2 separate regions of the Homo sapiens genome follow, and region 2 is linked to region 1. Evidence: chromatin contacts called from ENCODE Hi-C data. All regions are on one chromosome and are shown on one strand. The core of a region is the stretch at or near the end of the contact, and the rest is flanking DNA. Distances in the headings are between cores, read along the strand shown.

The links. A loop is a pair of places that touch in the nucleus more often than their neighbours do. Pooled maps may share reads with other maps.
Region 2: a pooled map shows a loop between it and region 1 (3-fold over the local background). The contact joins two enhancer-like sites. A Hi-C loop is called at or near these places in 2 of 37 single-sample maps with no recorded cell type and 5 of 50 pooled maps.

The regions. Positions count from the first base shown.
Region 1 is chr7:22,698,784-22,703,246 of GRCh38, reverse strand. No RefSeq gene overlaps it. Among named protein-coding and RNA genes, the nearest start is that of IL6, 26 kb to the left of the region's middle. Within about 2 kb of position 2,431, at least 2 of the 41 ENCODE cell types and tissues checked have a DNase peak (open chromatin) inside an H3K27ac peak, as active enhancers do.
Region 2 is chr7:22,442,956-22,447,418 of GRCh38, reverse strand. All of the region lies in intron 4 of STEAP1B (STEAP family member 1B), which reads left to right. Among named protein-coding and RNA genes, the nearest start is that of STEAP1B, 55 kb to the left of the region's middle. Within about 2 kb of position 2,083, at least 23 of the 41 ENCODE cell types and tissues checked have a DNase peak (open chromatin) inside an H3K27ac peak, as active enhancers do.

The DNA.
Region 1 (4,463 bases), core at 1,182-3,681:
AACCCACATATCTGACCCTCTGCAAGCCCTCTGGGTTTCCTCTTCTCTCCAGAGCCCATCCAGCCTGAAGGTTAGGCTTTTATTTCATTTCTCCTTCCTCTCTGCTAGAGACTTCTCCAGGGCTTATCTTTTGTCTAAACTCTAGTGCAATATCTTAGTCTAAATGCTAAGTACAAGTTCAGGGAGAGAAATAACCTTGCTGATACAGAAACAAAAATTGAGAAATACTTCAAAAATTACCTACAGTGATCTATTTTTTATTAGTTTAACAATCCAAAGTGAGATCATATTACATATAATGCTCTGTTACTTCTGCTTCCATTTAATATTTCTTGAAGATTTTTCTATACTCATGTACACATATCTACCTCATTCTTTTTTTTTAAGAGCAGCATAGAATTCCATACAAAGTAATTTATTTAGTCTCCTACTGATGGACATTTAGGTCATATCCAGTTTTCTGTACAAACAATGCTCTAGTGAACATTACTAAATACAGCTTTGTGGTGTTTTGCATATTTGTGTGAGTATATCCTTTGGCTATATCTCTAGCAATGAGATTGCTCGACTAACTGGTATGTGCATTTAAGATTGACTAAAAAGGGCCAGGCGCGGTGGCTCACACCTATAATCCCAGCACTTTGGGAGGCCGAGGCAGGAGGATCATCTGAGGTCAGGAGTTCCAGATCAGCCTGGTCAATATGGTGAAACCCTGTCTCTACTAAAGAAATACAAAAATTAGTTGGATCTGGTGGCATGAACCTGTAATCCCAGCTACTCTGTCGGCCAAGGCAGGAAATCATTTTGACCCGGGAGGCAGAGGTTGCAGTGAGCAGAGATTATGCCACTGCACTCCAGCCTGGGCGACAGAGTGAGACTCTGTCTCGAAAAAACAAAAACAAAAAGATTGGCTAAAAAGGTTTTAGCACTTTATCTTATCTACTGATATGAAGTTATGCTTTTCCCTTAAGAGAATGGGTTTTTGTTGTTGTTTTAAAATTTTTTTTAATTTTTTGTAGAGACAGGGTCTCACTATGTTTCCCAAGCTGGTCTAGAACTCCTGGCCTCAAGCAGTCCTTCCATCTCAGCCTCAGCCTCCCAAACTGTTGAGATGACAGGCGTGAGCCATTGTGCCCAGAAGGGGAATGGTTTTTATAACTATGTCAGTGATTAATAGAACATGAGAATACATTTGGAAGAAAAGAGGGGAAGAAATAGGAAGGAAGGAGAAATAGGAATGATTACCAATGCATTGTGACAGATAAGATTCATGGGTGTTGAGAATCCTATAGACTGGGTGGGAATTCTAACTCTGCCATTTATTAGCTGTGTGACCTCAGTTTTCCCATTTCTATGGGCTGCTGAGAAGATAAATCACTTAATGCATATAATGTATTTAGAATTCCTTAACTGCTTGCTCTTAGTACTTTTATTATGCACCTAGTACTATGCTAAATAATTTAACATGTCCTTGGCACTGATGGGAATGAAAAAGGGAGTACTAGACTTTATTGTAGGCTAGTTGGGAAAACACAGCAAGCCCATTAGAAACTATCAGGAAACAACAAAGACCCAAAGCTCTAAGTGCTCTACAAATCCAGGTCTACTTTGGATTATTTTTGTGTGGCTAATTTATGTGGATTATTTAGGTAGATAATTTTTTAAAAAATCAGTTCCAACAAAATAACTTCTTATTTTTTGTTTTTTTGAGGCAGTCTCGCTGTGTCACCCAGGCTGGAGTGCAGTGGTGTGATCTTGGCTTGCTGCAACTTCCGCCTCCCGGGTTTCAGTGATTCTCCTGCCTCAGTCACCCAAGTAGCTGGGATTACAGGCACACGCCACCATGTCCAACTAAATTTTTGTATTTTTAGTGTAGACAGGGTTTCACCATTTTGGCCAAGCTGGTCTATAATGCCTGACCTCAAGTGATTTGCCCTTTGCGGCCTCCCAAAGTGCTGGGATTACAGGTGTGAGCCACCGCACCCGGCCCCAAATAACTTCTTTTTGTGTGTTTGATGTCTTGAAGAGCTCTCTTTAATTTTGCACGGGTTTCTTGAAAGCATTTCATAGGTCATATGACAGGTTGATATGTCAACCTTATTTTTTAAAAACTCAATTATATGTTTGTCACGGTTTCTAGAGAGTCAACATCCTGAAATTCTTTTAAAAATGTTATTAGTATATGTGTTAAAAAACAGCTTTAGAGTAAAGTTGAGGTAGATTTGGTTCTCCCATTTGGCTTCAAAGGGAAATTTTAGGCTTGTTTGTAGGATTTTTTGTTTGGTAAAATGTGAGAGTCCTGTGTGTGTCCCTGGTTGAGGATGTGGTGGTGCCTGCCCTGGGTCAGCAGAGGAAATGATGAAATAATGAAACTTAACTGTAGCACTCTCCAACTAGGAGATAAGGGGACAGCTACAGCTTTTTCCCAAGCCTGGCCCACTTACATGCTGAAGTATCACTGGCGATGCTATGGAAATTCTGTTTGGGACCATCTCCATTCACTCCTTTTACTCATATCTTACAGTTTTAGAGTGAGTCAGACCTGGACTGGAGCCCTCATTTTGGCTCTGCCTGTACCATCTTAGGCAAGTCTTTTAAATCTGTGCTTTTTCATTATCCAATGCAGACAATTGTCCATGTATGTGCATGTTCACAAGCACTTCAGGAGATTCTGATATGGGAGGAAGGTGTGAAGGACCTTTCAGGGAACTGAAATCCACAGAGGTGAACTGACTTGCCTAACACCACAGAGCTCATCAGTTTCCAGGTGCAAGTCGATCCAGAGTTTTCCAACTTTCTCTATTGATCCTCTAGTGTTGTCTCCTACTATAAGAGTTCAAAAGTTCTTCAGCAAGAGACACCCTAGACAGACCCATCATTCAGCTCAAAGGTGCACCAGCTCACCTGCCTGTCCTCCTTCCCAGCTTTTGCCAGCGCTACTGTCTTCCTCCTTAAGCCCCAGTAAAAACCTGGCAGTCATGGATTCCATGGATTCCTTCTCCTGTACCCCATATGTAATCTTCTGGAAGTCCTGTTGTTGTTGTTGTTGTTGTTGTTTTTGAAATAGAGTCTCGCTCTGTTGCACAGGCTAATGCGACAGACACAGGCTCTGTCGCACAGGAGTGGAAAGGCTCGATCTTGGTTCACTGCAACCTCTACCTCCCAGATTCAAATGATTCTCCTGCCTCAGCCTCCTGAGTAGCTGCTGGGATTACAGGCGCCCACCACCAAGCCCAGCTAATTTTTGTATTTTAAGTAGAGACGGTGTTTCACTGTGTTGGCCAGATGCCCAGCTAATTTTTTGTGTGTGTGTATTTTTAGTAGAGACAGGGTTTCACCATGTTGGTCAGGCTGGTCTCGAACTCCTGACATTGTGATCCGCCCGCCTTGGCCTCCCAAAGTGCTGGGATTACAGGCGTGAGCCACTGCACCTGGTGTCCTGTTGGTTTTAAACTTGTAAATAACTTTCAGATTTATCTACTTCTCTCTGACTCCACCACCAAGTCTCCATCACCTCCCATGTGGACGATAACTTTCTATCTGGTCTCAGGGCAAACTTTTCACAATGTGAATCTCCTCTCTCTCCATCACCTGTTTTAGAACCGTCAGACTGGGTGTGGTGGCTCACGCCTGTAATCCCAGCACTTTGGGAGGCCAAGGTGGGTGGATCACCTGAGGTCAGGAGTTTGAGACCAGCCTGGCCAATATGATGAAACCCTGTCTCTACTAAAAATACAAAAATTAGCTGGGCATGGAGGTGGGTGCCTGTAATTCCAGCTACTTGGAAGGCTGAGGCAGGAAAACCATTTGAACCCAGGAGGCGGAGGTTGCGATGAGCCGAGATCTTGCCATTGCACTCCAGCCTGTGCGATAAGAGCAAAACTCTGTCTCAAAAAAATAATAAATAAATAAATAAATACATAAATAAAAACCTTCAATGGTTCCCTATAGCTGTTAGTTTGGAAATACAACATGACATAGCCTCCCATGTCCTGCAAGGTCCTGCTCTTCAGTCTTAACCTCATCCCATTCTCCATCATTCTCCCTTCTGTGCGTCTTCTTCCAGCTCTCTGAATGTGTCAGCTCCTCCCTGCCACAGGGCCGCTGTGCATGACACCCACTTGCTGGAATACTTCTTTCTCTCTTCCTCCTCCTTTGCCCAGTCAGCTCCTACTCATCCTTCAGTTCTTACCTCAAGGCTCCCTTTCTTAAGAAAACCTTTTTAACTGCTTCCGGTTTGTTGGGTTCCTGTTACAGGCACTCCTAGGCACCCTCCCCCACTTTTTCTATATGCGTGCTCATCACAGTCTGTAATTAATACACTCATTTGTGTAACTACTTGATTAATTTCGGTCTTTCCCATCATATTATATATTCTACAAAAGCAAATAATGGGACTGATTTTGCTCAGTCCCTGAGGTACGAGTCACTGTTGTTCCCCTAGCATCTAGAACAGTGCCTGG
Region 2 (4,463 bases), core at 834-3,333, 260 kb after region 1:
ACTCTTTTATAAATATACAATATTGACTGATCTTCCAACCAACTGAATTACAAGCTGACCAGTACACACACAAGAAGTCATTTCTTTATAACAGTTGATGACAGGCCTCTGTCACCAAACTGTATTGGAAGTTGGCCTGGCATTTAATAAGCAATGGTGACCAATTAAGGAAGTGAAATGCTTGTGCAAAGTGCCTAATATAATAAGGTTTTTGCCCATTACTGAGACATCAGTGATGTCCCAGAAGAGAAAGTGACTCTGGTTACAAAGTGGAACCAGGCCATGCTAAATTAGAGCTGCTTCTATACTAAGGCTACCAGTCATCTTTAACATCAAGAGTGCTCACTGAGCTCTTCAGACATTTACCCTAAAACAAGAGATGAATTTTAAAATGAGTCTTTTGATGCTCTCTGGAGAGCAAACCCTTAAGCTATATTCCTATAAAAATTAAGAATCTCATTCCAGACCCCAATTAAACTAAAAAATATTGTAGAGAGAGACAGAAAAATCAAGTTTCTACAATGTGCCAGCCACTGGCTAAGTGTTTTCCCAGATACTGTCTCATTACTCTTCACAGCACCATTGTGGGGTGGGCAGCATTCCTTCCATTTCACAGATGAAAATACTGAGGTTCAGGGAGGGTTCAACTTGGGACCAGGCTTGAGTCGTTTACCTGAAACAAAACCCACATTCTTTCCCCTTCACCTTATTAACTCTAATCTTGGCTGAAAAAAGTGAGTGCTCAGAAAAATAAGGGTTATAGAAGTGAGATTAGCATTCATATTCCAATGGAAGTGTCCATCAGAGTGGTTCTAAATCTTGGCTACGCATTGGAATTGCCAGTATTCCAGGGTTTGCACAACTTGCTTGTAAGAAATCTTAGGGCAGTGTTTATCAACCTATAGCAGGCTTCAGAACCACCTGGAGGTTTGTTAAAACAGATTTTTGGGCCCTGTCCCCAAAGTTCCCGATTCTGTCTTTCTGGGGTTGGCCTAAGAATCTGTATTTCTAACAAATTTCCTGTGGCTCCAGGTTGGGGACCTCACTTTGTGAACCACTGGCATAGGGCATTGTCTTGCAAAGCGCAGTCCTGTCCCAGAGTATCCAGGTTGGAATTAGGGACTCAAATGCAGGTTCTTGGCCCTGGCCCAAATCTATAGGATCAGATCTCAGAGGGTAGGGACCGGGGATCTGCCTCATAAACAAGTGTTCCAGATGATTCTTTCACTTGCAGAAGCATGAGAACTGTCATCCAATGGGTCTTTGAACTCCTTCATCTCATATACAGCCCAGCTTTTAAATACTGTCACATTTTGAACGACAACTGCACAGCAGAACTGCATTTACAGTTGACCATTAGCTGCTGCTGTGACTTGCTTCTGGTTATTTAAAATGCCCACAAGGGATCTCTTAGCCCATGCTTCATAAATAAAGCCCAAAGAAGAAATATTTATTCATTCATTTTTTTAAAAACTCTCCAGTTGTCAAGTTTCCGACTCATCAGGGGGAAAGACTGATTAGTGGTTGTTTCATGCTTCCCCACACAAGTGAAATCAGGAGGAGAAAAGCATTCTATAAAAGAGCTTATTTCCCTTCCTCTTCGCCTCTCCTGCCTCCTCATTTACCCTTAGCTATTCAGTTTCATCAGCCCTTGTGAGAATATAGCTCTGACTTTGAGTTTAAAGGGGTTGGGCTGCTTGGAGAGCAGTGCCCTCCCTGCTGCTCTTGCATCTGGGAAGCTGGATCACCACGGGGACTTCCCCCAAGCCGGAAAAGGTCGACCAAATCCCCATTCAGAGGTGGAGGGCGGGAAGCCAGGCCCAGGCTCGGATGTACCCTGAAGAGGTGCAGGTGCTTCCCGCTGGCCTCCGCCCCTCAGCTGTGGGCTCCCAAGTGAAGCTGGCTGCCAAGAGGAGTATTTATAGCTGCCTTTGCTGGCCAGTTCCTGCCCGGTTCTCACAAGGCTGCCGGCAGATCCCAGCACGACTGGCTGACAAGACGAGGGGAGGATGGGAGGCCCAAAGGGGCATGGCCCAGCTGTCCTCCCTGAAGAGTTGCAGATGTCAGTCCCCTTGATCTGAAGTTAGAAATACAATGCGGTTTACAGGAGGAAGACATGAAGGTCATGTGAAGAGATTTCTCGCTGTTCTTCCACGGCTCCAAATCTGCTGTTGGCCCAAGAGAACCCACCACAAAGAGGTCTGTGCTGTCATCTGCAGAGCTGATTTGTAATTACTCTGCTCATAATGCAGAAAAGTCTAGAAGCTCCCTCAGCCCCTGTTCCCAATGCCAACCCTGCCCAAAGGCCCTTTAAACTGAAACCGGCATCATTGTCCAAATTCTTCAGGTGAACCTGTCTTTAGAAACAATGGCCCTTTCTCTTTCTCATCCTCTCACTTAGGCCTCTGGGTTAGAGAAGACGACTGATCTAACAGCTCTCCTTGTGCCACGCGGACAGACCCAGAGCTCGCTCTGGTGACAGCAAATGCACACCTTGTGGGGGTGTCCAATTGTTGGCTTAGTGGGTCTCCAAACTCACGAAATAGAATACTGGGGAGCCCATGAAATACCTGATTGGTTTTTCACATGGGTAGGCTCCATACAGAGCACAGCTCATCAGCTAAAACCTCCAAGGTGAAATCATTAAATCTCCAGGGGAAAACCAACAAAACAGCAAGTGTTCCGGAAAGGGTTTCACTTCCTAACTGGCAGCGAGCCTGAGATCAAAACCTGTTACTCAGTGACAGATGAAATTCCTGCAAGAGGCACAATCCATGCTATTGTTCTGTCTGAGGCCCTTATTTCTCCCAGGGTTGCTGCGAGTGGCCAAGGCAGAGGCTCCCGGGCAGCCGATGGGACATTTTCTCCATGGGTTTGAGTAGTGTGTCTGCAAAGAGTCCATGGTCCCTGGAATCCCCATGATGGGTATAATTTCAGAAAATTCATTTCTGAAAGCAGAAAGGAATTTATATTTTCTTTTTACTTTTTTTTTTTAAAACAGGGAAACAGGCAAAATAGAAGGACGCATAGTTAGAGGTGATTGAAGTCAGGGTAACGGCTAGAGCCAGGCAAACAAGAATAGTCCTCACCAATCCTGCTCACGCCCTCTCAAGCTGCCTTGCACAGTGCTGTGTGCTTTCCATATGTTATCTCATTTAGTCCTCACAATAGCCCAATGAGGGAGGTACAGGTACCCTCACTCCTTTGCAGCAGAGGAAACTGAGGCCTAGAGACGTTAAAGGTCTTGCTCTTTGTCCTAGGATGAGGATGGCAGATTTGGAATTCAAACCCACTCCCTCTGCAGGGATCCTTTAACTAAAGCCCTGAGCGTGACTCTGTGGAGAGACAGGCCCACTGGCTCTGGGCTTCTCCAAGAACTCATCAGGCTGTGGTGGTCTCTGGCTTCCTTATATCACACAGATGTGGAGAAACCAGGGCAGTGGGACTCAGCACCCCCTGAGGGTCAGTTTATGGGGACAGCCTCTTGGGCTGGACATCACCTTCAGCTGGACCTCAGCTCCTTCTCTGGCCCAGAGCTTGTTCAATTGGGTGATTTTTGTGGCACTTTATGTAGGTCAAAGTCCTGGTGGCTCCAGCCGAGTGGAAGTGTTTTTGCCTGGCTCTTAGGTGATGGGGCAGGAGGGAGCTGAATGCAGAAAAAGGAGCTGGCATGTGCCAGCTACCATGACAGCCAGCAATGCTGTGCTGTTGTCCTGCCATCCACGTGCAGTTTCCTTTCTCCGATGACTCCTGGTGGGAGGAACTGACTATGTACAGTGTGCAAAGGGCATAGCAGTGGCGGAAGTTATGTTTCTTGTAATTGGAGATCTTTGTGGTCTGGAATGATCATTTTGTGTGTTTTCTCATCAGATAGGATAGATTGCTTTAACGTTCAGCCACACCCAGAGACAGCTTTTCCTTCCTGGACTACCCATGGTCTTTCATTTTACAAGTTGCTTAGATGAGATTTTCACTTACGTCTTCCTTGTTTACTGTTATAGCTCTAAGGTCCAGCACAGTTCCTGGCATACAATGGGTGCTTAATTAATACCTATTGAAGTGATTGATTAAATGAATTCCTGAATAAGTGAATCAGTTACCAATTAATCTTGGGTCCTTGATTCCAGAACATACCAAAGAACATGATACTAGGATTTTCTCTGGGTCTTTAAAAAGGAATGTCACTTTTCTTGTTGTTGGGAAGCATGTCAGTTTGGGTCCTGCAAGAAGCAGATGGTAGAACAGAGTTGTTCCAGGAGATTTATTGTGGTAAACACCTGCGAAAGATGAGGAGGAAGCAGGATTAGGAAAGGAAGATCACTATGCAGATCTGACACTGGCAAACATGGGAAAGACAGGCAGGAGCGAGTGGGAGGGAAGGAAGGAGCCTCAGACTGAAGCACACTGGCTGTCCCCAGGGCGTGCTGGAGCTGCTGGAGCCATCAGCTTTTTTGATTGCCAGG